7 separate regions of the Homo sapiens genome follow, and regions 2, 3, 4, 5, 6 and 7 are each linked to region 1. The links are chromatin loops, found by intact Hi-C in ENCODE. Cell type or tissue: endothelial cell of umbilical vein. All regions are shown on one strand. Region 1 has its middle 120 kb from the start of TNFSF18. Region 2 has its middle 86 kb from the start of FASLG. Region 3 overlaps TNFSF4 (TNF superfamily member 4). Region 4 overlaps LOC105371618 (a long non-coding RNA gene). Region 5 overlaps TNFSF18 (TNF superfamily member 18). Region 6 overlaps TNFSF4 (TNF superfamily member 4). Region 7 has its middle 190 kb from the start of TNFSF18.

Region 1 (4,000 bases):
TACCATCATACTGAACTCATAGAATAAATAAATATATTTTGATCATTTAAAAGTGTCTAGGACTCAAGCTAAACTCTTTGTTCTTTCCGTGAACTGTGCTCTGTTTATTTGGCTCCCATGTAATAAAATTACGAACTCTGTGTACACGTTCATATTTTGGAAGATGAGAAAGAGAGCCACTCACTGTCTGTGGAAGGAGTAATGTTCAAATAGGAATGTGTATACTCCCAAGTGCTGATCAACTGAAAGAAAATCCAGGGACACAGAGGAGACAAAAGAGGTTAGTGGGAAACCCAGCAAAAGGAGACTCAATGGTCATAGCCCCTTCTGCCCTCTGCTGCTTATGCTGCCAATATTGCTACAGTTGTTTAGCCTAAAGGTGGCTTCTGTGTTTTGCCCCAACATCAGCTTCAGATCCTCTGCCTTTCTCCTAGAGGTTCTGTACTATCTGGTTGGCTTTGAGCTTCACAATAGAAGGCATAAACTGCTATCTCATGGATACCAGAGCAGGGGCTCTCAAGCTTTAGCATGTATTAGAATGACCTGAAAAACTTATTAAAACACAGATTGCTAGACTCCATCCCAGAGTTTTGTGAGGTGGGGCCTAAGAATCTGCATTTCTACATATTCCAAGGTGCTGATGTTGTCACAGGTCTGAGAACTATGCTTTGAAAATCACTGATCTACAGAAATGGAGTGACAGTGAGAAATGGGCAGTCATGATCAAAGTACACTCCTGCTTGCTATACTTGTACAATGCTTACTAAATATAAAACCAAGTTAACTTGAACATCAAAGGCATCTTAAATGGGGCACATGCCAAAAGGAGGAATTACAGCTGAAAAGTTGGAATATAGGGAAAGTCAATTCCACCTTCTGCTTGAAGATGGTATCAGGTCTAGGAACGTGGGGTTCTGGGATAATCCCATGGAATCAAATCTTATGTGATGTTCTGCTTCATTTTGATTGCAATCACTAGCTTTCTTTACCCTGAGGCTAGTTCTTCAGTTCCCAGTATGGCACACAGTGGGCTGAGTGGAAGGGACAAAGGTGAACTTCTCAGGGTTACTGTTGGTATTCATCACCAGCCTAAGAACAGAAAAACACAGCCAGGAAGAGAAACTCAGGTGAAACTGGACAGCCAGAGCAGAAGTGGCTCCTAGATAGTGGCTCTAGAAAGTAAGGTATTTTTAAATGTTTGGGGGGATTTATATATTAAAAAAATAGAATTTAAGAAGTCATTAATTAGGTTTTGGTCTTGATGTAGGTTGCTTAAGAAGAAAAAATCAGTTTCATTTAGAGGCCTGTTTTGGAGATTGGTTCTTACCTTGTTGGAATAGAGATAGCAGACTTGGGCCGGGCGTGGTGGCTCACCCCTGTAATCCCAGCACTTTGGGAGGCTGAGGCAGGCAGGTAGCTAGGTCAGGAGCTCGAGACCATCCAGGCCAACACGGTGAAACCCCGTCTCTACTAAAAAAAATACAAAAAAATTAGCTGGGTGTGGTGGCGGTCGCCTGTAGTCCCAGCTACTCTACTCAGGAGAATGGCGTGAACCCGGGAGGCGGAGCTTGCAGTCAGCCAATATCGCGCCACTGCATTCCAGCCTGGGCAACAGAGCGAGACTCTATCTCAAAAAAAAAAAAAAAAAAGAGAGAGAGATAGCAGTCTTGGCCTATGGACTGGATTCTTGTTTCGCTTGTGATATCACTTTTTCCAGTCACTGATTTGGAATATTTGCGTTTTTTAACTTCTCTTTGTCAGATCTCAGGCTGCCTGGGAGGTTGAGGGTAGGGGTAGAAGAGGGATTACAAAAACCTGGCAGCCTCCATGGACTCACACTATGGGTACACATTAGAAATACACCAGGGAATGGAAGATGAGTCACAGCCATGCTGAGTCATGCTGGCCAGATAACTATCAGAAGGATTTCCTGTTTGCCTGCGAGGGACACAGATGATAAATTATTTTTCCTCTTATTTAACCCATTTGTGTTAATAATAACGTCATAGATGGTGTATCCCTTGGTCCATTATCAGAACTCTCTTAGTTTAGTCTTCCAAATATAGAAGGAACAATGGGACACAGGGTCCTGAAGTGAGTCTGTGCCTTATTCGGTAAATTTGATGCAAGCATCTTTGCCTTTAAGTGCAGAGAATGTCAGTCTTCTCACACGGAATGGGGAAGGCTGCTTTGTGTACTTCCCCTGACACTACAGCATCCAGATGGCCAGTCATCTGGGAAGAGGAGAGCAGAGTTACAAAGGAGACAGAGTCAATGATAAGTTCAGAGGCCTAGGAAAGTTTATTTAACCATAATTGTCATCACTGAGTGAACAGGCAAAGAACCCGCATTAAGTCTTGCTCAATTTCTAGAAGCAGATTCCCAAACGTGGATGTGCCTATGCATCCATCTCCTGCGATGCTCGTGATCAAGGTAAATTCCTTGCTTCTATGCATAGTCCTGGAAGCTGATTTTTTAAAAGACTCCCTTCCTCAGTAATTTTGATCCACTTTGGAAAACATTGCCTTGGATGACATCCTCTTCTGGGCCTAGTCATTGAACATGTTGAAAATTGTAATGTCTGCAACATGGAAATGTACAGCTAAAATTTACACTAGAAATGACTTGTATGTATGGTAGAGGATAAAAGTGGGGATGAGAAGAAAAGAGAAGAGGAGCACATTAGGATCAACAATTTTAAGGTACTGAAGAATGTGAGCATTCTGTAAGCCACAAATTACCATGCTATGAAGCTTCAAATTGCACTTATGCCACTGGCCAACATATACATTCATCATTTGTCCTGCTCTATCATGGAAAGAATGGATAATTTACACTGCTCTTGATTTTTTAAATGAGATTCACATACCATAAAAATCACTATTTTAAAATGTACAGTTCAACAGTTTTCAGTATATTCACATAACTGCAGATATCACTATCTAATTCCAGAATATTTTCATCACTCTCAAAAGAAATCTATGCTTGAATAATCCATTTCCTATTCTCCCCTCCAACCTCTAGCAACCACTAATTTACTTCCTGTCTCCATGATTTGCCTATTACGAAAATGCTGTATAAATAGTATCATGGAAATGCTGTATAAATATGTGTGCTTTTGTGACTGGTTGCTTTCACTTAGCATAATGTTCTCAAGGATCATTCATGTTGCAACCTGTGTTAGTACTTCATTCCTTTTCTGAGAGTAAGTTATATTCCATTGTATAGATATACCACATTTTTATTTATCCATTAACCAGCTGATGGACACTTGAGTTGTTTCTACTTTTTGGCTATTCTGGGTAATGCTGCTATGAGTGTGTGCACATTTTTAGTGAATATATGATTTCATTTCTCTTGAGTATATACTAAGAGTAGAATTGCTTGACAATATGGCAATTCTATTGTTTTCTTCATATAACCAAAGGAATTCTTCATAAAGTTGCTGCCCCTATACTGCCAGAGTCTATTTCTCTTGGATGGCATTCAACAGGAATCACATTTTCATACTTCTTCCAGCTAGGATCTTGAAAAATTAAAGCAGCATCTGAATAATATGTGAAATATCATAAAATACCATAAAATAACTTACAGATCTGCTGTTGATACTCCTCATTATTATCTTTCTTTATTCCTTAGAAACCAAATCCTTCACACACACACGCGCGCATGTGCATACACACACATCACAGACTGGCAAGAAGGTATTTCCTCCTTGTATGCTTTATTCTCTTTTAAAAAAACAATGCTAGTTCTTAAGAATGGAGATTTTATTTCTCAGATATTCTTACTAAAAATGAACAGATTTAAAAACAGGTTAAGTTCTGAGAGAGTATGTTAAAGTTCTCCAGAGAAACAGAACAATGTGTGTGTATGCATGCACATGCATGCGTGTGTGTGTGCATGCATGTGCACACATGTGCACATGTACATGTGTAGAGAGAGAGAGGTCGTAAGAGAGATGAGGAATATGCAATTATGAAGGATGTGAAGTCTCAAG
Region 2 (4,000 bases), 190 kb before region 1:
AGTCAATCAAAACACATCTATGGGAATGGAGTTGGCTCTTGAACCATCATCACTTCGTGATCTCTATTCCAGAGAGTCATCTGTGAGTTCCTTTCATGGTCTCTGCCATGGATGCCACTCAGACCAAAGTGTCCTTTGAAGGAGTTCCTCCTTTTTTCCCCCTCTCCTTGTTCCCCATTCCTTATGTTCAGAGATTCCCTAAGAGAGCAACACTTACCAGCTTTTCTCCATGCCAGTGAGCCCTACCTGATCTCTCCTCTAGGAAGGAGCCACCAGGCTGGCCAGTCAGGGCAGGTGGCTGGGTTGCAAGCACTCCATTTCTGGTGTCCTTCTTACATCTCAAATACATCAGTTTGAGCTTTTTCATGACCCTAAAGGTTCATTCGTGTGCAGAAAAGATTCAGAAATTATTTTGATTTTAAAAATTAATTTTCTTTTTAAATCTATTTAAAAGTTCCTTCAAACATTTAGGTTACATTTAAAATATTATTATTCTATTTACATGTCTACATACATACTTTATTAATTGCTTCATATTTTTTAATAGTTAGATCTGAAGGAGAATTTAGATTTTCAGTTTCTCTTGCTGATTCCTTATTACAACTATCCAGGACAAAGGAAAAGGATGATTAGTATTCCATGTTCCCTGAGGCCATGGAAGCTGGGAATCTGGTCCAAGGGCACTAGGGTGCCTGAGAAATGCAGTACCAAGAGGTACAGAATGTCGACTCAGGAAGGAGGTAGGGAGTTTCTTTCCCTCTTTCTCTCCTCCAGTGATCAGTACTCCAGGTGGCATAGCAAGAGTCAGAAAAGTACAGCAGTTGCAAGGGCGTTTCTCTCTGAGGTTCAGCCTCAACTCTTCCTCTAACCAGGGACGTCACTTTGGACACATTGCTTAGCCTCTCCATGCCTTCATTTTCTTTCTGTGAAGTGGGAGTGTTAACATATTCTGGAAGGTGTTGGGAAAGGGAAGATGTTGATCAAAGGGTATAAAGTTTAAGTTAGATTAGAGAAATATATTTTAGTGTTCTATTACACTGCATGGTGACCGTGGCTAATAATATGTTATTATATATTTCAAAATTACTAAAAGAATAGATTTTTAATGTTCTCATTACAAAAAATGATAAGTTGGTGAAGCGATCGATATTTTAATTAGCTTGACTGAGTCTTTCTACAATGTATACATAGATGAAAACATCATATTGTACCCCATAGATTTATACAATTATATATATTATCTCACAGAGCTATTCTGAAGATTAAGTAAAATGTCTGGCCTAATATAAACAGGAGGTAAACAGATAGGTATTTATTTCTTGTTTCTTTGATATAAATGTTGACATCGGATTTATTTGTTAGGACGAACTATAGACAAGATGGTGAGAACCAGCAAGATGTCCTCAGGAATTCCTGCTTCACTTATCCCACAGAGCTGACTGTGGCCCCTTCAGAAGTCCAGATACTTTTTATTCTCATTTCCTTTCCAGTCTCAATGTGAACTCTTAGCAAAAAACTGGATCCTTCTCAATCAGCTATTTCCTTCAGAGAGGCGGAAGAAGGAGAGATGGGTGAGGGGTCATCCCAGAAATCCTAGTGGACAGGCCTCTTCTGGGAGCATCAGATGCCTACAAGGTGTTTATGGACTGACATCTGTGAGTGTGTCTGTTTTCTTAGTGTTGGTGTCAGGGTGTGTAGAAGTTGAAAGTGAATGGCAACTCTAGTGTCTTGTTGTGTTACGAACTTTCACCAGGTGGCAGAAGAGTACTGTGAAGAGAAGTCACAAGGATTCACAATCACTCTCCAAAGTAGTGGGAAGTCAAGCAAGAAAGGGTGGCTTGTTCAGAACAGTTGCGATCATTCTGAAAGCAACTCATAAGGGTTGGCAAGTTAAGCTCCAATATGAATTCATTTAGAAACCAGAAAAACAAGAAGAGACTAGCTTGCCAGATGAGAGGAGATTCTGTATGAAAGGAGAGACTTCTAGAAGTGTGGTTGGCAAACCATCCCAAAAGCCTGCACAGTAGGGTAACATGAATGGACCTCATTTAGTTGATTACCTGGAAGTTCAACTGTGGGTATGAAATGTAGGATCAGCTAATATGGTGGCAGAGGAGCTGGTTGCCTATATGGTTTAATTGGAGAATTCCTGAATCTATTTTCTTCCACCCAGTTTCTCTATTATGGTTTATCTGGGGTCAGCCTTTTCTCTAAAAGGTCACTATTATAATGCAAGTACGGAACACCCCCCCTCCCCAGCCCCTTAACTCTTGTTAACTGATATTAATTCTTCTGATTAGTTTATGTCACTTGGAAGAGTGGATTGTCCCAAGGAAAGAATGGAGAACAGGCTAGACCTTGGTGTTGCTAAAGCTAGTGCTGCACTCATGGCTAGGCCAGTGTTCTCCTGTTGAGTAGAAACAATTTCATAGAATGCCAACATCAGAAAAGGCACTCTGTGATCACAATAGAGAAAGAAATAAAATCCACTCTATAATCCTGTCTGAGCACAGATGAAACCAAGAGCGTTGTCTAAAAGTGACCACAAAAATGACCAGTGTGCCCCTATCCTTATTGATATAAGAGATTGCTGCTGCTTTACCAAGGAATGCTTTAGTCAGTCTCGTTTTATTCTTCACACCTTCTAGGTAAGAATTATTAAGATACCCAGTCATGGGATCCTAACAATATCTAACTCAGAGAAAAGATCCACTTCTTTAAACCCTGTCCAAAATCACTTAACACGAGGTTTGGCAAGAGAGCACCTGACGTTCAGAGAGAGATGAAAACTAGGGAAAGAATGTACCAAAGGAAAGGAAAGAGATGATGAAGCCAAAACCTCAGGGCTTTACAGTGGGGCCTTGAGTGGGCTCTTGTTTCAATGTATTCAGTAACCAGAAGCCAGGGACCCTGCTTGCACTGCCTGCCACTGACATTTCTCCTCTGATCTAAGTCTCTGCTTAACAAAGAAGCCTGTGGCTACTCTTAAAGTCTCCCCATCTGGAATGGGGGTGAGTTTGTTCAGCTCACTCCTTCTTCTCCTTCCTGAGCAGCTGACTTATTCTGATGTGGTTTTGCGGTTATACAGTAAGCAGCACTGCTTATGTGGACATGGTGTACTTTCAGTTTCTGAAAGTGAGTCATGTTGACTTTCCTCTGAGGAGTAAGAGTGACCCTTGCTTAAAAGGACAACATGACTAGAAGGAAGAAACACCAGAGGCCACCAGGACCAGAATGTTTACCAATGTAGGCAGTCACTAGTTTTTAGGAGTAGTTTGTGTCATCTTTTTAAACAAGGTAAACTAGGAAGAAACATTTGGTTTTGAATCTTTGAGTGTTTGCCAATGTTTGAAGTACTTATCTATTTTTACTCATCATTTAAAGTGATGTTTGTGGCTAAGAGCTCAAGATCTACAAACATACTTAAATAAGTTTACATTTGGTCAGCTGGAACCTGATGGGGACATTTCCAAGAGGATCACTTGCTAGTATTACATCTTTAATTTTCATGTATGTTAATGGCTTGTGATATTGGACTATTCATCCAGGCCCTAAGAAATCTCAGCAGGTCTATTGAGAATCAAAATTAAGGCTGTACATAGCCACTATACAGAATAAGGAGTTTCTTGTAATCTAACTCTCCTTCGTGGTCTTATTTGGTTAATTTTTTCATGATAACATGTAGAGCCAATATGGGCTCTTGTCACCACTTCTGCATCCTTGCAAGCATTGTTAATTGTCTTATGTTTTTCTTGCTTAGCCAGGATGTAGCCTCAAGATACTTCCCGTCACCATGCTCCTGACAGCCACTGCTGTCAGATCACAGTAGATAAGTGAGATCAAGCCCACTTGCATGTCTGCCCTAGAATCTCCATTTAACTTTGCTCTTGGGTATCCAAATCATAGGAGTGCCGCTGTCCTCCAATCAAGGAGACTGTCTTTCTTTCCTCAATAATTAAATCCCTCTGGGTCCAAGAAAGCGCGAATAGAATTATTGTCA
Region 3 (4,000 bases), 260 kb after region 1:
ATTTAATTGGAATTTAATTCCTTCCCTTAGGAAAAGAAGAGATCTTGTGTTCTAGAGGAAATTAAGAGACTGAAGAGAAGATTCTTTCAAAAATATGAATCAATTAAACTTTTGACAATACTTACCGGTAAATTGTACTTTGATACTTTGAATTCGAGGATACCGATGTGATACCTGAGGGAGGAAGAAAGACATATTCTTAGGAAAAAAACATGAACAAATGAAATTCGCAAGTCATATTTAATGGAACAGTGAAGCAGAAATGCAGTAGCCTGTAGAGAAAACAAAAACAACAGAAGACTTGACTTTTTTGTTGTTGTTGTTGTTGTTGTTTTGAGTCAGGGTCTCACTCTGACACCCAGGCTGGAGTGCAGTGACACAATCACGGCTCCCTGCAGCCTCCGCCTCCCTGGGCTCAGTGATTCCCCCACCTCAGCCTCCTGAGTAGCTGGGACTATAGGCACGCACCACCACACCTGATTAATTTTTGTTTTTTGGGGTTTTTGAGGGGGTAGAGATGGGGTTCTGCCATATTGCCCAGGCTGGTCTCAAACTCTTGACCTCAAGCAATCCTCTCACCCAGCCTCCCAAAGTGCTGGGATTACAGGCATGAGTCGCCATGCCCGGCCCTGACTTTTTCTATGAAGATTGGACCTAGACTTCCACCTTCCCCCTTGCTTTTCCATAATATCTCTTAAGATAAATTAGGACTATTGTGCTCCTTCATGCAAGCGTCTGAGATCTGTCCGCATTTCTGCCAAACTCTTCTTTGGTATACTGTTTTGTCTCACTGTGCCCCAATTTCCCATTTTGGATAACGTAGCACTATAGTCATATTGTTAAGAAACCTATTCAGTCATAGAGATTCCCTCATGGAGAATGCTGGTTCAATCAATCCATCATGGCCACAGACTCCCAGAATGCACTGGGAGGGAGTTCTGGAAGCTTCCTGCATGTCTGGTCTTTCACTTTAACGCAGGAGTAAAAGCATCCTATTTTCAGGGGACAAAGGCAATAAAAACTGTCCCAATCCTACAGAGCTCAATATATTTGGTGTAGCTTTTTTAAACATTGGATCTTTCTCTTCAACAGCTTTAAAAACCTAACTTGAATTAAGTCAGTATTCAATTGCTAAAAGAGAAGTAAAACAGTGAAGACAGGAAACCTGATAGATAAAACTTTTACAGTACTTTTGTGGTTAAAAGAACAAATAAGCTCAATATGGAACCAACTCCGAGATCTCTTAAGTAAAAAAAAGTTGGGGGGGGTGCAGAATTATACATAAAATATATTGCCATTTGTGTTAAATAATAATAATAACACCTGTGTGGGCATTGAAAGAATATACAATACATTAATGTATCTGAAAGAATACACAAGACACTAGTTGCAAATGTTGTCCCTGGAGAAAAAAATTGGAAGCCTGAGGTCAGGAGTAGGATTGACCTCTACTTTTCATGGTCTAATTTTTTAAAAAGTTTTGTGCCATTTGTTTGTCTTATCTACTAAAAAAGAAAGTAGAAAAAAATGTCTGCTGGGCACGGTGGCTCATGCCTGTAATCCCAGCACTTTGGGAGGCTGAGGCAGGCAGATCAGCTGAGGTCAGGAGTTCGAGATCAGCCTGGCCAACATGGTGAAACCCCATCTCTGCTTAAAAAAAAAAAAAAAAAATTATCCAGGCATGGTGGCACATGCCTGTAATCCCAGCTTCTTGGGAGGTTGAGGCAGGAGAATCACTGAAACCTGGGAGGGGGCCAAGATCGCCCCACTACGCTCCATCCTGAGGGACATAGGGAGACTCCATCTCAAAAAAATAAAAGCCTATTATGCCTGCCAAGAACAACGGCTCTTCCCACAAGCTTATTTTGGCATGACGTCCTAATCAAAAATGTGAAGACGGATTTGTTTTTATGCCCTGGGTAGGGGAATTCCTGTTTCCCACTCTCCTGGCACACTGGTAGCTTCAGTCAAGCATATTCCATTGGCACCTGCCCACACAGACGAGGAATTCCCTACTTCTATTACAAGTATAATCACAAGCCTTACCAGCTAAAACCAACAGGCAGCATAGGAAGAATGGAGAGTCATTCTGAGCCCTGCCAGGGACTGGGCTGCAGGAACAATATGAGTTCAATGTGCTGAGCACATGGAGAGAGGCACTGACTTGGGTAGAAGCAGGAGTCTTTAGCTCTCCCCCTTCTCTGTACTCTTCGTGGTGTGATAGCTAATTAGTGCCCTTCGTGCTTAAGGGCAATGCTCTGGAAGAAAACCTGTCAGAAGGCAAATGACCCAATGACCATAGTTTCCTGGGTAAATAAATGTTTCCACTGCTCTCTGGGCTAAGTGCCAGCATGAATTGCCACGTGCTAAAGTTAGAAAGAAGCCCTCTGTGGAGTAGCACAAACAGCACAGGCCTCAGCGTGCAGTGACAGAGTGCTAATGCCAGGCAGGCAGGCACTGTGCCAACTTAAGCAAGTTTCATAATCTCCTTAGATGGCAGTTTCTCATCTTTAAAAGTCACTAGAAGATCAGGGGCATTCCTTTCAGCACTAGCTTTCCATGATTTAGATTTTAGAAGTTGTGACTTTAAGTTTAATTTAATAAAAGAGAAAAAAACATAAAGCTTCCTCATTCCCAAATTTACTTTCACTCCCTGATCTAAAAGCCCTTGTGATTTGATTATTTTGACTGACTTTGCAAAGATCTCCAAAAATATCCTGCAACTTAAGGAATGTTCCAACTTTTTGAGGTGCCCTGATGAAGTAAGGGTGGCAGTGACCAAACAGACATTCTCTGGGACGATGATGCTGACAGGCAGTGAGTGAGTAAAGCACATGTGACTTCCTCCGTGTTGGAGTCTAGACTTCCAGTAGATCAACCTGGAGGAAGCTGACCTACTGGAACTCCAGACTCAGGTATCCTGTTCCTTCTCCTGAAGGTCACATAGGGGTAGAAGTTTGCATATCCTCAGAAGTCTCTTACTAACATCAAGTTTAGGCAATGTTGTGAAGTAGAAAAAGATGGTCCTTCTTCTTATTTGTTGGCCTTCCAACCATCTTCCCCCTCATCCTCCATACCTGATGACCTCATGCTGACTACCCCAGTGCCCAGAGACACCCCCACAGTGCCCAAGTCAAAGCTCTGAAGAGCCTGGCTCCAACCTCATTGTCAAGCTTTATTGCCACATATATCCTTTCTGTGTCTAATGATCCAGCCAACTATTTGTTCTGATCTCCTTGCACTTGGGTAGGCAGCCTGGTAGGATGGCACAAAGAGCATAGACTTTGGAGTCAGATTTAGTTCAAACTGTGACTTCTCTGGTTCTTTGAATTTGGAAAAGTTATAGCATTTCTTCGCTTTAGCCTTTATACATGTGAAAATAAGACATAATACTGTGAGCGGAACTTTCCAGAAGATGAACACCAAGTTTAGATAGGATAACTTAAAGCATCCAGCAGTTTGCCAGCACATGGTACGTGGTAAGCATTTTAAAAATGTAGGCCAGATGCAGTGGCTGACGCTTGTAATCCCAGCACTTTGGGAGGCCGAGGCAGGCAGATCACATGAGATCAGGAGTTTGAGACCAGCCTGGCCAACATGGCAAAAGCCTGTCTCTACAAAAAATACAAAAATTAGCAAGGCGTGGTGGTATGCACCTGTAATCTTAGCCACTGGGGAGGCTGAAGCACAAGAATCGCTTGAACCCAGGAGACAGAGGTTGCAGTGAGCCAAGATCACACCACTGCCTCCAGCATGTCCCTCCATCTGTCTCTGCCCATTAAAATCTTACCATCTTCAAGGCCTAAATCAAATCCTTGAGTTTCAGTCTCTGTATTCCCATACAAGTATTTAAAGTCACTCATTCACAAAGATGTTTATAGCAGCTTTGTTCATAATTGTCAAAACTTGGAAGCAGCCAAAACGTCCTTCAGTAGGTGAATGGATAAATAAACTGATACAACCATACAATGGAACATTATGCAGCACTAAAAAGAAATGA
Region 4 (4,000 bases), 110 kb before region 1:
GGTGCCAACTCCCCTGACCCTGTGCAGTTGCAAATCTGCATTTAACTTTTGACTCCCCAAAAACTTAACTATTAATAGCCTACTGTTGACTGGAAGCCTTAACTATAACATAAACAGCCATTTTGTACTGTTTTGAATTTTATATGTTATTAATATATGTATTACGTGCTATATTCTTACAATAAAGCTAGGGAACAGAAAATGTTATTAAGAAAATCATAAGGAAGACAGAATATATTTACTGTTTATTAAGTGGAACTAGATCATCATAAAGATCTTCATCTTCATTGTCTTCATGTTAAGTAGGCTGAGACCGAGGAGTTGATCTTGCTCAGGGGTGGCAGAGGTGGAAGAATATCTCTCTGTAAGTGGACCCACACAGTTCAAACCTGTATGGTTCAAGGATCAACTGTACTATTCAGAAGAAGTCCATTGCCTTGATTTGAAACATTTCAAAGCTTAGGTTATTCTAGTTTTGCTAATTTAGAGCACTTCCATTCACCAGAAGCATCTTTGGACCAGCAGATTAAAGATGCAGGGAGCAGCCAATGCCTTAAAGATTTTTAGAAATAATTAAAGACAGCATTAATGAACATATGGACAGTCTGGCTGAAGATGCCACCTTGCATAAAGGTGGCCCAAACCTTGTCAACTTTGCTCTGTTTTAACAGTTTTACATTTATTTAAAGTCTTAAGAGTTTGTGACACTTTTTGATTAAGTGTGATTAATATGAAGAGTGAAATAACTTCTGTAAATATAAGAAATCATTTTTTAACTCTTAGCTAATTCAATGGGATAAATAAAATAGTGAGCTTGATTTCTTTAACTTAAAGCAGTTATAAGGGATTAAAAGTGCCAAAAAATTTTTTAAAATACTATTGGGTTATGAACTCTTTTAGTGACTTTTATGTCTTTTTCCCTTGAAACCTTCACATTTTCTTTAATGACATCTGTTATTTTTATTATCACAAAAAAAGATAGAGAAAAGCAAAATGACAAAAGATATTATACAACTGGGTTTTATATCTTAAGATAATAAACACATTCTAATTATCACCTAAGGACTGATCCTCTGTAGGTATGCTTTCTATTTTACCAATCTGAACTTGCGGAAATTAAAACTTTTTTTGGAAATGGCTTAAATTTAAACAAAACATCATGTTAGCCTCAAGGCAGGATGTTGTTGTTAAAGATTAGTTTAGAAACACTGATCTCTGTGTATTGCTGCATTTCATCAATATTTTTTACTTAAGACAGTCTGACAGGGATGTTGTCCTTGGGTTTGAATGAACATGGAAAGATTTTGTATGTGTTTTTTGTTGTCTGCTTTATATATATATAATCACTCATAATGTATAAAATATTCATAACCAGTTAAAATATACGGAAATTTTGAAAAATTAGGCAAGTTATCTTTGCTCTCCTTATCTGCAAAATAAAGAGAGGGTTTCTAAAGTTCTTTGAGCTGTGGAATTCTCCTTCTCTGGGAACTCAACCCAGTAGCTAGCTCTAGGAGGAAGTTGAGAAAAATGCTATTCTCAAGAGTAGCCACATGGTGGTGGAATGATTCCTCACAAAAATGGTATTCAGCTTCCCTGAAAGCAAAATGATTACATCCCAAAATTGAGTTATTCAAGGATCTCAGGAGACATGTGACGAAAGAGAGGAGGCAGCTCTGCGTGCTTCTGGGTCCCAGTGAAAATAGAAACATAATGTTCCTGTACACAAAGTAGTTAGAACTCTACCAAAGGCAATTCATGCAACTTTATTTCCCTTCTGACCTCGTGTTTGAAAGATATTTTTGAGTATTAAACTGTATATTTGTAATGAAATAAAGACCCTCATTTACTGTGTGCCTCTGCAATCTGTATTCCTTTAGCCTCAGTCAGCTATTTCTTGGCCTTGCATCGCCTCTAGCTGTGCCCTAATTCTTCTCCTTTCGTTTTCAGCTAAGTAAACTGTATTCATGACTGTAATTCATTTACACTTCAACACATCACGGTTCGGAGCCTAGACTCACTTCTAAAGGTCACCAATGAACTTTGTATTGCGAAACCCAAGGATGCTTTCTCAGTCCGTATCTTACGCCCTATCTTAAAACCCTCTGGTTTAGTTTCTTGACTCCAATCTGTCCTGGCATTCCTCTTGCTTCTTTGAGTGATTTCTTTCTTGTCTTTTGGGGCTCTTCCTCTTCTGTGTGTCCAGTAACTACAATAACCCAGGTTTCTAACATTACCCCAAAGTCTCCATTTCTTTACATACTTTGCTTGAGGAATTTCATCCTTGTCATTGTTTCATTTATAACTGGAATGACAACTAATGTCAAACTTAATCTTTACCCTAGAACTCATATGTAATCTTTAGCTTGATATGTCCCAGAAGAATCTCAAACTCAACATACCTGGAACTGTCTTCATTGTTGTTCTCTGTTCACCAATGGTTCCTTTATTTCTAGCTTAATTACTGGCATAACCATCTTGTTGCCCAAACCAGAGATTAAATAATTATGTAAGACTTCTCATTGTCCTGGGCCTTCTACATCTAGGCAATCAGCAAGGTCTAATGGTTTTAGCTCATAACTATTTTTTAAATCTGTTTTCAGGCTCATCCCCAATAACGATTTCCTTACTTAGGTCCTTGTCCTCTCCTTGGAACATCGCAATCTGTAGTTTCCTTTCTCCTGACTTGCTTCCCTTAAATCTGGTCTCTACAACGTAAGGAGCATACTTTTTCTAAAAGCAAAACCCAATCATTTAACCTCCTTGTGTAAACATTTTTAATGGTTCTTCATCATTTACAGATTAGAGTACAAAGTTCTTAATATAGTTTACAAAACCCCAAATGCCTGGCTTAGTCTCTCCAGTCACTTCCCATCTCATCTCTCACCAGTTCTTGTTTCACAACATTATAGTCTAGTGCTACCAGGCTTCTAGTTCCTCACCTCCTTCCCACTGTTTATGTCTCTGCATTCATTTATTTTGTTCCCTTTGTCTCAAATTTCTTTCCCACTTTTGTCTTGGTAGCTCTTGCTCATCTTTAACATTCTTATCACAAGATGTCTCAACTAGGACTCTTTCCTTGAATCCTCAGCTAGACTAAATGCCCATCCTTCTCATTCTCACAGCATGTGTTTATCTCCATCTTAGAACTTGACAGCTTTTAATGCAATTGTATGTTTATATATTTTGTACCCTCCAATAAGCAAGAGTCCCTTAAAAAGAGAGATCACATCTATTTGTTTTTCTTGTTCCCAGTTCCTAGTCTGGGGCTTAGTGCATAATGAATATTCAATAAATTTTTGTTGAATAGAATTTAATATTTTTGCGGCTTAGAGTCCCTGAGGGTGCTCTATGAAGTCTACTCCAGTTCTAAGAAAACTAAACTGTGGTTTTAGCTGGGGCCAGCTTCCTGGAAAAGACTTGAGCTGTGCCCTGAAGAGTTAGTTTAACAGAGTTTGGACTAATAGAGAGAAGTGAGGGGTATAATCAAAGTTGGATGAGCAAAGGCACGGAGGCTTGTACAGAGGATAGTGCAGAAACAATGTTAAATGTGTTTCTGAAGTGGAATAGTGAAATATGAGTTGGGATAGGGAGAATCCAGCTCATGAGAAATCTCTACTGAGGGACTGGCAAATTGGGGGCTTATTTCCATAAGCAGAAGGAAGCACTCAAAATTCTTGAACAGAGGAATGACATTTTCAGAGCCATGCTGCAGGAAGAGTAATTCAGCACAGGGTACAAAATGAATTGAAGTGAGAAACAGATGGGAATCAGTGAGGCCAATAAAAGTTGATGGCGGTTAATTAAACAGGTGCCACTTGATGAGGCCTTAGACCAGCATGGCAGCTGCGTGAAAAAAAGGAGTTGATTTTTGAGCCACTGGAGGAAGAATTAACAGAGACTGATTGCACGTGATAATAATAGAGAGAGAAGAGTCATGACATTTTAGATAAAGCAGCAGAAAGTTGGGGATACAATTAGTAGAGAGAGAAATTATAAA
Region 5 (4,000 bases), 110 kb after region 1:
GATAAAAAAGATGAAAGCATAGTTATTTCATTATTTCATCCTTTTCCAGATTGTAGTTAATTATTTACCACATACATGTTGTTTCTTTACCTGATCTACACTAGTTCTCTTCAAGCAGAATTTTTCTATTTTAAGTACCTATCTACTCCTTGTTTTAGAGAAATTGCAAATCCAAAGAGTATTTCTTGCTTGGAGCAAGAATTCTAAGGAAAAGAATTTGGAATAGAAAAATGACTTAAGTGACTTCGCATCTCTTGTTGATTAATATTTGTGGGAAAAAGAAAGGAGAAGAAAAGACTAATGGAGAAAGAAATCACAAGCCAAAATTTTGAAAACCAGGGTTGGCAGTCCATGCCTTTCCAGGCATTTTCGGTGTAAATACCACTGGCTGTTTATCACTTTATCAGTGTGGCTTTCCTTAATTATGCTATATTAAAAAGTGTTCTCCTATCATTCCCTCATTTTACCTTGCTTGAGTTTTCTTCATAAAGTGTGTCAGTGTCTAGGATGTTATAAACTAAATTGTTCATTTGTTTATTGTCCATCTTGTATCACTTTGAATGTAAAATTTTTTAGGACAAATATATCTCTATTTTGTTCATTCTTGTATTTTCAGCACCTGAAAAAGTCCCTGGTACCTGGTAGATGTTCCATAAATATTTATTGATTGAATGATACTTCCATGTTCCTGAATTAGGTGCTTTGTGTCTAAATTATGGCTGTTCTCCTCAGTTTGTAGGTATATATCATTTAAGACCTACTTAGGATTCATTAAATAAATCCCCCAAAAATAGCTAATTGTAAATTTATGAGTTTATAAATAGAAATAACTTGACTATTTAAATATAAGGATCCCTAGTGCAATACTGTCCCAAATGGTAAAGAAAAGGTAAAGACCTAATCATTCATTTTCATTAGCACATATGAAACTTAGATGTTTGCCTAACATTACTTGGTTTTGCACAGCAGTGTGATCTCACAGCCCCGGGAGGTGCTTTTACCACCCAGAATGCTTATCTGTTCTGCAATTCTCCATAATTTTTGTCCTTTGTCCCATAATTAAAAAGAAAACTTGATGAGGAAACACCCTGGAAGAGGTAACATTTTTACTTCAATGCTCATTCATATGAATGACTAATATAAGACTCTGAAGGTAGATTCTGGAGGAGAATGAAAGAGCGATCACTAGAACAAAAGACAAAGCCACCCAGTATCGCCAATGAGCTCGGAGCCCAGTAAATTTCTTCTTCCTTGACATGTAATAGGCAATAGGCAGGTCACCAGGAAGAAGTGTCATTGGTTCTCCCATTTAATTCTGTGAAAGGGGGTCATTTAAAGACCACCTTAGCATCACTTGAGTTTCTCAACTTTTACCACATCAAGGCATAATTTCACACATGCCATGCATTCCATTCCACTTATGGGCAAAACAAAAACAAAACACAAAGAAAGAGACAGGCAAAAGGACATTTTCTAATTCCCACAAGCCAAGGAAACCTACTGGTTTAAACTATATAGGAACACAGGGGTTGCAGAGTTAACTCTAGAAATGGTCTGTTCTCAACTGAAAATGTATGTTTGGCCTGAAACCTATAAACAACTTTAAAAAAAATGTATTTATCTGAAATTTTCCATGTATTCTAAGAATCTAAGGCTCAGTGTAACTGTAAACTGGTGTGTTTTCTAAGCAAATATCAGGTGACCACAAGGGAAAATGACTCAGAAGCTAAGCTTAGAAGAGAAAATAGTAGAGGAAGTGGCCACTTTTCCAACTCTCATTGCTCTTCTATACATTTAGAAACAACAATGGCACTCTCTCACATACTCCATTGGACATTAGCAATATGTGAAACATGAGAAAGACTTTAAGGAAAGGTTGTAGAAATCTGAAACTTGTTGTGTTTATTAAAACACAGAATTAAAAGGAGATTCCCGGATCTCAGATTCATAGGCCAGTAAGAGAGATGCTCATTCCTGGCCAGAGATGCAGCCTTCAACATAAGCTTTATCAGGGCATGGGCTTCTTTTGCCTGGTTTACCTCTGAAAGCCTCAGCTCTTGGGCAACTGCCCAGTACATGATAAGTAATTATACATAGTAGCTCAGAAATGAATAAAAGAAAATACAGGTTTTCTTGAGATCACTGACACCTGCCTTCTTGCATCAAAAACTAAGAAAAGTAAAAGACATGCAAGATAGGTTACTCACCAAACTTAGCCATACAGGGCTCCTTAGCAGTCTGTTGGGGAAATAAAAGATGAATTGATTAGGATGATGACAGTGTCATTAATTTTTTTGATTGATTTATTTAGAGCTTTGAATTCCTGAAGCAAACTAGTGTTCTATAACCATAAAAAAAATCCTTCCCTTCACCATGTCTCAGCCCTCTCAGCCTCCCTTTAAAGTTGAGTGGCTCCATCCTTTACCTTTTATTACCTAGCTTCCCTTTTAGGTCTTTTAGACAAAGGTCAAGATCTCATTCCATTACCTAATCTATACCTACAGGACAACTATTTGATATCGGACCCCCCCCCCAACCTTGGGCTCTAAAAGTTTTTCAACAAAATAGCAGTTTCCACACCCCAGTGACTGCACAAGGTGATCTGTTGGCATGTGAAAGGAAAATAGTGAAGCTTCTATTTATGTTTATTTTATTTAAAACAGTAAATTAAGCCCTAGAAATATTTACAACTCAGATTGATGAAACCACCCATGTATAATATTCAGATAACTACATGTCATATACAGTATCTGAGATACCCTGAAAAACAGTTCCAAGTTTCAGACTACTGCAATGTACGGCAGTTCACATGCTACAAGATGCCATCAGTGTGTGGTTAATTTTACAAACACAAGTAGTTAATGCTAAATGCTCAAAAATACGTTGTAGTAAATTCAGGCATAACCACAAACATTTTTTGTATCACCCAAAGGTTATTGGTTTCCTAATGGCAAAGTGCTTAAAAGACTTTTTGAACTTAAACGTGTTGCACACTTTCCTTTTGTAGGATTTCTCTGGCTGCTATGCTAGGAACAAATTAAACAGAGGCAAGGGCAAATGTAGTGAGACTAGCTAAGAGATCATTACAGTCATTCATCTAGGCAAGAGAGCATGGTGTCTCTGACCAAGGTGCTAGCTCTGTAGATGGTGATACTTGGTTGGAAAATAGAGCCAACAGAAGTTCCTGACATGGATATGGGGTAGGGAATGAGAAGAAACAAAGATGACTCCAGTATTTTAGGCCTGCATAATTGGAAAGATAAAGTTGTTATTCACTAAAATGGATAAGATGTAAGAGGAATAAATGGGGAGGGGAACAATGATGAGTTTGGTTGTGGACATATTAGTTTGTGATGCTTATTATAAATCCAAGTAAGTGTGTCAAGCAGGCTGAAATTTAAGGAGCTCTGGTGATATACATTTAAGAGTCTTAAGCTCATAGTTGATGTTTTAAGCTGTGAGATTGTATGAGGCCATCATGTTAGTGGGTGTAGATGGAGAGGAACACTGGGGCGTTGTGATGTTTAGAGGTCGGAGAATGAGAAAGAACAAGCAAGGGACAATAGAAAGGAAAAGCTGAGTCTGAAAGGAAACTAGGAGAGTCTGATGTTTGGAAGCCAAGAAAAGAAAGTATTTCATGAAGGACGAGTGATCAGCTGGTGTCAAATGCTGTTGATAGATCAAGTAAGAAGAGTACAGTGAATTGACTGATAGATTGAGCAACATGGTAGTCACTGGAGTTCTTGACAAAATTAGTTTCTGTGATATGTGAAGAGGGCAGAAGCTTAGTTAAAATAAATTTAAGGGTAAATGGGACAAGAGAAGTTGGAGGAATTTTGCTGTAGGGAGAGCAGAAAAAAATGAGTGGAGTTTGGATGAGGATGAGAGATCAAAGAGGTTTTTTGTTGTTGTTGTTGTTGTTGTTGTTGTTACGTTTTAATGTGAGAGAAATGACAACACGTTTTTCTATTTCCATTTGATGGAAATGTTTCTGTAAAAT
Region 6 (4,000 bases), 270 kb after region 1:
CAGAATGAAAGGCCTACTGAAAAAAGATTTTAGTTATGCCAGGAATATTCCCCAATGTTTCTAGATTAGTGAACCAGATGATATGCCTCTTATAAATCTAATTTCCTGCCTTATTTGGTAGCCAAGTCATTGGAGAATTGGATGAAATATATCAAAATAAGAAGAAACGGAAATAGCCTAAGCCATGTGCTCTGAGTACGTAATTTTAGATCTCTGAACCACGTGCAGACACTGAACCTAATCACACTTCATAACCTCATAAATTCTCCCCTTCATTCTTTTGCTCTCTAATGCACCCATGAAATCTTAATTAGAAATCTATGTTTAAAAATAATAGGACTCTTCCAAGGTGGATTTTTTAATCCTAAAAATTACATTGGGGAAATCAAGGTTCATGAAGTTATGGTTAACATTAACTTTGATATGCTTTCTGAGATTTGAGTTACAGTGTGTGTGTATGTGTGCACACACATACTATAAAGTCAACATTTTAGTAGCAGTATGTTAACGGAAGCATGTTCATGGATAATGATAATAATAATCTTAGCATTTACAAAGCTGTGTATCAATTAATCCTCACCACAACCAAATTCCAGTCTTGGAAATGATTAAACTGATGCCCAGGGAATTTCAAGAAATTTACTTGGGGTCAAGAGGTAAAAGCCTGGACTGAAAAATTCTGGTTCCTGGCCCAGGGCACTCCCTTTATACTTCAATGAGTCCTCCAAAATCTGAGATGATGTTTTATAGCTTTGTATAAGCAAATGTTTTAATTCCTTTGTTTGAAAAGATTGGTTATCAAAAGCATGGGTGATTACAAACGAAATATACAAAGCATAGGATGGTAGAAAATTCAGTTTCAATCCAACTCTACCATGTATTTCATTAGTGACTATGGAAACATAAACCTTTCCACCTACAACTCAGCTGGGTTATTTTTCCCTCATTAAACAGTAATAACAACACTGTATGTAGCTCCTCTAACCCAAATGATGCAAAAGGATTAACTTTCATTTTCCATGAATGGAGAATCCCTGAAGTGGGGTAAGCTGTCATTTGAGAGAGAAGTAATTGCTATATATATATACATATATATATATACACACACACATACACATATATATAAAAGAAGAAGAAGAAGTGGAAGGCCAAGGTGGCCAGCCCCTAAACAAGGCTGGGTCTACTCAGTACTAGTAACCAGCAGCTGAGGTCAGAGAAGAGGAACAGAGAGATTGTATCCCTAGATCTATACCTAGAGCCTTTTGGCTTGTTTCCCAACTCTCCTCTGTGTGTGTATATTTGGATCTATATGTGCATACACGTGCAATATTTTCCAGCATCATCCCCATCCAAATTATTCTGTCCTATTTTGAATACCCAGATCAAAACATATATCTAAACACTTCATTTAGAAAATATCATCACTCTGCAAATAGTGAATAATATTAGCTGCCCCTGATATTGTTCATTCTCTTATTTGTGGATGAGCACTTGACTGCCTGAGAAGTTTTCTAATCAACTCTTCAGGAAAAGAGGATAAGCTGTCTTCAGACACAAGAGAATCGTTACTTTTACTGTGGTGCCCCCTAGTGCTGTTCAGATTAGACTCACTTTCTATATTTGCCAAAATACAGACTACACAAGAGAAGCAAAATTTGGAGAGGTAACAATGTTGGTAATTTTTCCTGTATTTCCTTTGGCGTAGGAGAGAATGAAGCGTGTTCCTTTAGCATGATTCACAAGATCCTTTGTGAACTGCTCCCCACCTCCCCAGCTTTTCAGCTTCATCTCCACCACTTTCCCACAGGAACACTCAACTTGAGCTATTCAGAAAAACTTGCTGTTCTGCCTAGTAAGCCTTCTACCCCTACCCACCAATTCCCATCCGCTTGTCTGCTTAAATAATTTATCCTCCTCCTTCTAGTATTAGCTGAAGCATTATCTCCTCCTGCAGGTTTTCCTGACTCCCCAGAAGGCTGAGGCAGCCCTCCCTCCTCCCTCCTCTCATCTTCCCATTGTCCCTTGAGCATGTCACTCTTTTGTCCCCACCCTGCATCTTGACTGTGAGTGTAAATAGTTCAAAAACCTTCTCCAATGGATGTTTATATCGCCAGTGCCTCAAATGGTACCTAGCACAAGTAAACACTCAATGGAAAAAAATCTGTGTAAGGATGGTTTCATTGATAATAAGAAGAACCATAGTGTAGGAATCAGGAGTTCTGGTGAATTAACCAGCTAAGTGGTCACGAATGGTTCACCTACCCTCTCTAGGTTTCTGTTTTCTTATCTGTAAATAGACTATATCTAATACCTGCCCCCAAATTCAATGATTCTATATGTTTAATACCTCCTTTAGAAGCCTCAAAATGCCTTATGACAAGCCAAGTCAACTTCAGATGTTAATTTTTTAATTCTCAAAGATTTGCTTATGAAAAGCAAATTCAAATGCCTTTGAAATTATCTTATTTGCAGGTCTATTGTTAAAAAAGAACTTCTAAAAACTTTCTAAATGACATGGAGACATTTAAATTAAGCTAATCTGAAACAATATTTTTTTCAGGCAAACTCCTCTTTCTCTTATTAAATGATACAAAGAAAGGTCCAAGTTGTAGCCCGAAACTTCATTAAGAAACTGTGAATTCTAATTCCAGCTTTCACTGATACAGAACTGGTCAACTCACTTTCTAAGTATCTCTACTTCTGTTGTTCCCAGCTGAAAAAAAAGTGATAAGAACTGAAAAAAAGTGATAAGTAGGAATTGCTGAAAAAAATCACTAAAAGCCTTCAGGTCTTTGAGCATGATGATAAAGGTGATATGAATCTTGGAAAAGCCAAGTTTCAATGGTTTCAGTGAGGTTTCTCACACCTTATAGGTCAGCTTTTTCTGCCTTTGTTCCATAGCTGAAGTTCCAGGTAAGACTGGAAGCCTGACAATTTAAGTGGATGTCCCAATGTAATATCCAAACAGTGTGTATTGGTTTTGGTGACAGAAGCACTGAATTATATACCTTATGTCATGAATATTCTTACAGGGCATTCACTTCTTTCCCTTTTCTAAACAGTGTGTTTTGCTAATCCAGAATAGGTTATTTAGATATGTACAGAATATATAACTTAAGTATAGAAAAGTACATATGTGCAAATTTGATTCCCCTCAATCCCTTCTTAGGAGCCAGGAAATCCATAAGCTTAAACACAAATATACTAACTCACATTTTGTATTTCTCAAATCCTTATATCCATTCTATGAATATATAAACTATATACTCATAAGATATTGAGCTGGAAGACATCTTATTGATCATTTGATCCTACTTTCTCATAATACAGATTATAAAAATCAAGGCTCAAAGAGGAAAGTAAATTAGATGAGGAGTGGGTAGGGTCTAACTTTTTTTCTAGCATCTTAAAAACAAAATATTCTGCATTTCCTGCATGTAGATAGACCTAACCCAGTGATGAGAAAACAGAGGCTACTAAATAAACTTGATTGAAAGGAAAGCTGACGGCCAAATGGAGCTTGGTAGCTATATCTGTATTTACAGAGCCATTCATGTAGGCAATTATTTTATAAGGCTAAAAAATTAAATCTAAGAAATAAAAGGGAAAATCACAATTATTTCCCAAAAACCTTTCTCTCACAATAAAAGAGGTCCAATTTAACTGGGTAAATGGTGAGCATTTCAGCTCTATTTCACCTCCAATACACATCACTGTAACATTATGTCTTATAAAATAGAGGTTTGACTTGCCTCATCACTACCAACACCACCACCACCACCACCACCCGATCCCTCAATCAAACTTCCAAACAGTATTGTAGATGAGTTTTAAATGGCTACTAGTCTATGTCTCTTTGTCAGCAGCTGCTCTACAATGTTCTCTCTCAATCTCTCTGTCTCTGTTTCTCTCTCTCTCTCAAACACACAGAAACACACACACACACACACACAAACACACACACACACACACTGCTGCTATCACTGCCACCAACATTATT
Region 7 (4,000 bases), 75 kb before region 1:
TTGAAAATAGGCTGAAGATAGGCAAGTGAAGAAGAAGGAAGCTATTAGAATAATACGAGCGCAACTAAACTAGAGTGGTGACTGTGGAGGTAACGACAAATGGTAAATGTTACAAATGGTAACACATGCAACAGTTTGAGCTTACAGAATATGATGGAGCACTGAATGTAGGCTATGAGAAAGAGGGGGAGAGAGAGAGAGAGAGAAGGAGAGAAGGTGATAGGGAGAAGGAGGGAGAGGGAGGGAGGGAGGGAGACAGGGAGAGAGAGAGAGAAAGAGAGAAAGTTAAAGATGACTGCAAAGTTTTTGGCCTGAGGAACCAGAAAGGTAAAGTTCCCATATTCTGAGATGAGAAAGACTGCAGGAAGAGCAGGTAGGGCATGCATGTGGGGACCCAGGTATTCAGATTTGGTCATGCTGGTTTGAAATACCTGATGGACATCCAAATTGCAGTATCAACTAAATAGCTGGGTAGGTGAGTTGAATTTAGCAATTAAGTTCCACTGAAGATGTAGATTTGTATTTACGAATCATGGCATAGAGGTGGTATGTAAAACCATCACACTGGATGAGATCACCTAATGCTGTGCTTTTTTAAACTTTATGGACCACAAGCCACAGAATAAATTTACGCATGTCACATTACAACATGGTAAACACATTCTTCCATCCTGCCACCCCCAACACACAGATACACATACACTCTGATTCAAAAGTTTCATGAGAAAAGCCAACCTTTACCACATATATTATACTCTGACATTTTCAGTTATATTTAATTTATTTCATCAAAAATACAGGTCACATTCTTCTAAATTGACTTTACAATGCACTAATGGGTTGCAAGGCCACATTTTGAAAAGTTCTGGCCTTGGAGATGAATATAACCAGGTCTGAAGAAAAGAGGTTTAGAGTTCATGTTTATAGTTTAGGAAATGAGGAGGAGCCAGCACAGGTGAGATTGAGAAAGAAAGGTCAGGGAAGTAGGAGGGGAACCAGTCCCACCTGGATGCCACAAGGTCTGTATTCCTGCTCCCAGTCCCTGGCTCTGGTCCTCTCTCACCTTACCTTTCCTGGCTGCTCCTCTCTCCCTTCACCCCTTCATCCCATAGATAGGCATGAACATATCCCCCTCACTGCCAAAAGGCTATTGTGTTTAATTGACCTATGCTGTATGTTTGGGAATATCATGGTGGGATTACAACACAATGCAGAGACAACAGACAAATGCAATATTAGACATATTATTTTCTTAACATTCCTTCGCAATCCACAACATAGCAAATTTGTCACTGGTTGCTTTTCTTGTTTAGGCCTTAGGTGGCTCCAAACCACTGTTTCTCTCAGGACTGCCCACCACACGCTCTTTGCTCGGGCCTCATTTTAGTCTCCTTTCCCCCAGTGTCTAGCCAGGAGAGAATGCCAAAATTCTGTTTATTAAACAAAGAAATATAGCTCTGCCTTTGAGCTATCTTTCTCTTTCAGACTAAACACCAGGTCTAATTTTACATTAAGTAAAGGCTTATTAAAGTATTTCTAAAGACAAAATAAGTTCTCTCCCCCTAAATAATTCTGAATTCCTCTTTGGGAAATCAGCCTAAATATTTACAGCTTTCAAAAACACAAGTTTCCCCACTCCTGGCTTTATATGTCTATTTCTATGTACCATGTCATGCTTTTTCAAGCATTGTACCCCAAGAATAATTTTTTTTAAAAAAGAGTTCTATCAGTTGCAACAATTTGATAGAGTACAACAATTGGTGATGACAATACGATTTCTATGATATTTGGTCATTTTAATTTTGAAATTACTAATTATACAATTTAATATCAAAATGAGTATATATAAAAAAGTATAATTTTAACCAAATATTGAAAAATGTATTTTTAAAAATGCCAGCCCACTTAAAACTTAAAAAATCTAACATAATAGTTAATAAGTATATTTAAGGCAGGAAATCTCATATCATGACAAGATTAAATTAAGAAAACACAAGTTTGGGCCAGGCGTGGTGGCTCACACCTGTAATCCCAGCACTTTGGGAGGCCGAGGTGGGCGGATCATAAGGTCAGAAGATCGAGACCATCCTGGCTAACACAGTGAAACCCCGTCTCTACTAAAAAATACAAAAAAATTAGCCGGGTGTGGTGGCGGGTGCCTGTAGTCCCAGCTACTTGGGAGGCTGAGGCAGGAGAATGGCGTGAACCTGGGAGGCAGAGCTTGCAGTGAGCTGAGATCGCGCCACTGCATTCCAGCATGGGTGACAGAGCAAGACTCTGTCTCAAAAAATAAAAAAAGAAAACACAAGTTTGCTGTCAGAGATAAGGCTCCCAGTACTACAACAAAGAAACTGCTTATAAAAGATGATTATGTGGTTATAGAACTCATGCCAAAGGAATCAGTAATTGCACATTACATTAGGAAATACAGTCATAGATTAGGTTTCCAGTTTGTATGTTTAAGCTAAATTCCACATTGTTTGAATCTAAGGTTGCATCAGCATTTAAAAAAAAAGGTGAAGTGATTATGGAAAATGCTCTTGTTTAGACAGGGGTCAGTCTGGTCTGCTGCCTGTTTTGTAAATTTTTATTGGAACACAGCAAAACCTATTTGTTTAATATTGCTTCAGGCTGTTTTCACACTACAACTGTTGGATTGAGTAGTTACAAAAGATACTCACCCACAGCCCACTGAGACTAAAATGTTTATTACCTGCCCCTTTATAGACAAAGAAACAGTACAAGAAGGAATCTCAGAACATCAAGAAGGAAGAAAGAACACAGTAAACAAAAATATGGGTAAATATATTAGGTTTTAATTCTCCTAGAGTTTTTTCTATTATGTTTGATAGTTGAAGGAAAAATTATATTTTATAACTGGCTTCATATGTAGAAGAAATATTTAAGGAAATTACATTATTAACAGGGGAGGATAAAGGGGCACTTTATTTCAACTGGTAAAATGACTATGACAGTGGACTGTGATAAGTTATGTATGTAAACATAATACCTAAAGAAACCACTAAAAAAAACTATATAAAAGATATAATTAAAAACTCTAAAGCTAATCAAAGAGGAAATGTAAAAACTTCTCTAGCATACCAGACGAAGACAAGAGAAAGAAAACAAAGAAATAACAGAAATGCAAAGCAGAAAACAAAAATTAAGTGGTAGATTTAAGTCTTAATATATCAATAATTACCTTAAATGTAGTCTAACTATACCAATTGCAAGTCAGAGATTGCACAGTACACTAAAAATTATGAAAACTATATGTTGTCTACAAGAAACTCACTTAAAATATAATGATATAGGCAGGTTGAAAATTAAAATGGTAGAAAAGGTATCTTACAAACATTAATCAAAAGAAACAAGTGGCTATATTACTATCAAATAATTTAGATTCAAGAGCAAAGAAAATTGCAAAACAGAGAGATTATATAATTAGGGGATGACTCCATGAAGAAGACAGAGCAATATTAAATGTAAATGCACCAAGCAACAGAGAAGTAAAATATTTGAAGCAAAAACTGAAAATAACTAGACAAATCCACAATTATAGTTGTAAACTTCAACACAAGTCTGTCAAAACTGAAAACTAGACAAAAAAAGCAAGACTATAGAATTAAACAACAGCATCTAACAAAATATAATTGACATTTATAGAACAATTCATCCAACAGCAGCAGAACTCTTTGCAAATTCCAAAGAAACACACACCAAGATCGACTATATCTTGATCCTAAAATTAAAAAACAGAAAAACTCAACAAATTTAAAAGAATTGAAATTATACAGTGTGTCCTCTGATCACAATGAAATCAAATTAGAAATAAAAAAAGACAAGGCCGGGTGTGGTGGCTCACGCCTGTAATCCCAGCACTTTGGGAAGCCAAGGCGGTGGATCACGAGGTCAGGAAATCGAGACCATCCTGGTTAACACAGTGAAACCCCGTCTCTACTAAAAATACAAAAAATTAGCCGAGTGTGGTGGCGGGCAC

The links. Peaks named below come from ENCODE experiments on the same cell type or tissue, not always from the same donor. Only the 100,000 strongest peaks of a DNase experiment are listed, where the experiment ranks them.
Region 2: it touches region 1 in a loop (10-fold over the local background); 4 of 110 quality-filtered maps call a loop at or near these places.
Region 3: a loop joins it to region 1, with 7 times the contacts of the local background. A loop is called at or near these places in 7 of 110 quality-filtered maps.
Region 4: a loop joins it to region 1, with 8 times the contacts of the local background. A loop is called at or near these places in 8 of 110 quality-filtered maps.
Region 5: a loop joins it to region 1, with 5 times the contacts of the local background. A loop is called at or near these places in 5 of 110 quality-filtered maps.
Region 6: it touches region 1 in a loop (9-fold over the local background); 7 of 110 quality-filtered maps call a loop at or near these places.
Region 7: it touches region 1 in a loop (11-fold over the local background); 2 of 110 quality-filtered maps call a loop at or near these places.

The regions. Positions count from the first base shown.
Region 1 is chr1:172,932,174-172,936,173 of GRCh38, forward strand. No RefSeq gene overlaps it. Among named protein-coding and RNA genes, the nearest start is that of TNFSF18, 120 kb to the right of the region's middle. In endothelial cell of umbilical vein, no CTCF peak of the experiment used is centred here; DNase peaks (open chromatin) are centred at 1,898, 3,118 and 3,518; H3K27ac peaks cover 4,000 bases.
Region 2 is chr1:172,743,394-172,747,393 of GRCh38, forward strand. No RefSeq gene overlaps it. Among named protein-coding and RNA genes, the nearest start is that of FASLG, 86 kb to the left of the region's middle. In endothelial cell of umbilical vein, a CTCF peak has its summit at 1,741 (motif pointing right); DNase peaks (open chromatin) are centred at 1,768 and 3,118; H3K27ac peaks cover 2,079 bases.
Region 3 is chr1:173,188,396-173,192,395 of GRCh38, forward strand. TNFSF4 (TNF superfamily member 4) reads right to left here. Exons shown (of 3, transcript NM_003326.5): 2 at 126-174. Among named protein-coding and RNA genes, the nearest start is that of TNFSF4, 17 kb to the right of the region's middle. In endothelial cell of umbilical vein, no CTCF peak of the experiment used is centred here; DNase peaks (open chromatin) are centred at 1,996, 2,296 and 2,846; H3K27ac peaks cover 3,086 bases.
Region 4 is chr1:172,824,638-172,828,637 of GRCh38, forward strand. It overlaps LOC105371618 (a long non-coding RNA gene), which reads right to left. Exons shown (of 3, transcript XR_007066734.1): 3 at 488-552. Among named protein-coding and RNA genes, the nearest start is that of FASLG, 170 kb to the left of the region's middle. In endothelial cell of umbilical vein, a CTCF peak has its summit at 1,545; a DNase peak (open chromatin) is centred at 1,614; H3K27ac peaks cover 892 bases.
Region 5 is chr1:173,041,732-173,045,731 of GRCh38, forward strand. It overlaps TNFSF18 (TNF superfamily member 18), which reads right to left. Exons shown (of 3, transcript NM_005092.4): 2 at 2,208-2,238. Among named protein-coding and RNA genes, the nearest start is that of TNFSF18, 7.2 kb to the right of the region's middle. In endothelial cell of umbilical vein, no CTCF peak of the experiment used is centred here; a DNase peak (open chromatin) is centred at 1,590; H3K27ac peaks cover 2,200 bases.
Region 6 is chr1:173,200,971-173,204,970 of GRCh38, forward strand. All of the region lies in intron 1 of TNFSF4 (TNF superfamily member 4), which reads right to left. Among named protein-coding and RNA genes, the nearest start is that of TNFSF4, 4.4 kb to the right of the region's middle. In endothelial cell of umbilical vein, a CTCF peak has its summit at 1,617 (motif pointing left); DNase peaks (open chromatin) are centred at 1,651 and 2,911; H3K4me3 peaks cover 1,550 bases; H3K27ac peaks cover 3,906 bases.
Region 7 is chr1:172,856,930-172,860,929 of GRCh38, forward strand. No RefSeq gene overlaps it. Among named protein-coding and RNA genes, the nearest start is that of TNFSF18, 190 kb to the right of the region's middle. In endothelial cell of umbilical vein, no CTCF peak of the experiment used is centred here; a DNase peak (open chromatin) is centred at 2,462; H3K27ac peaks cover 2,659 bases.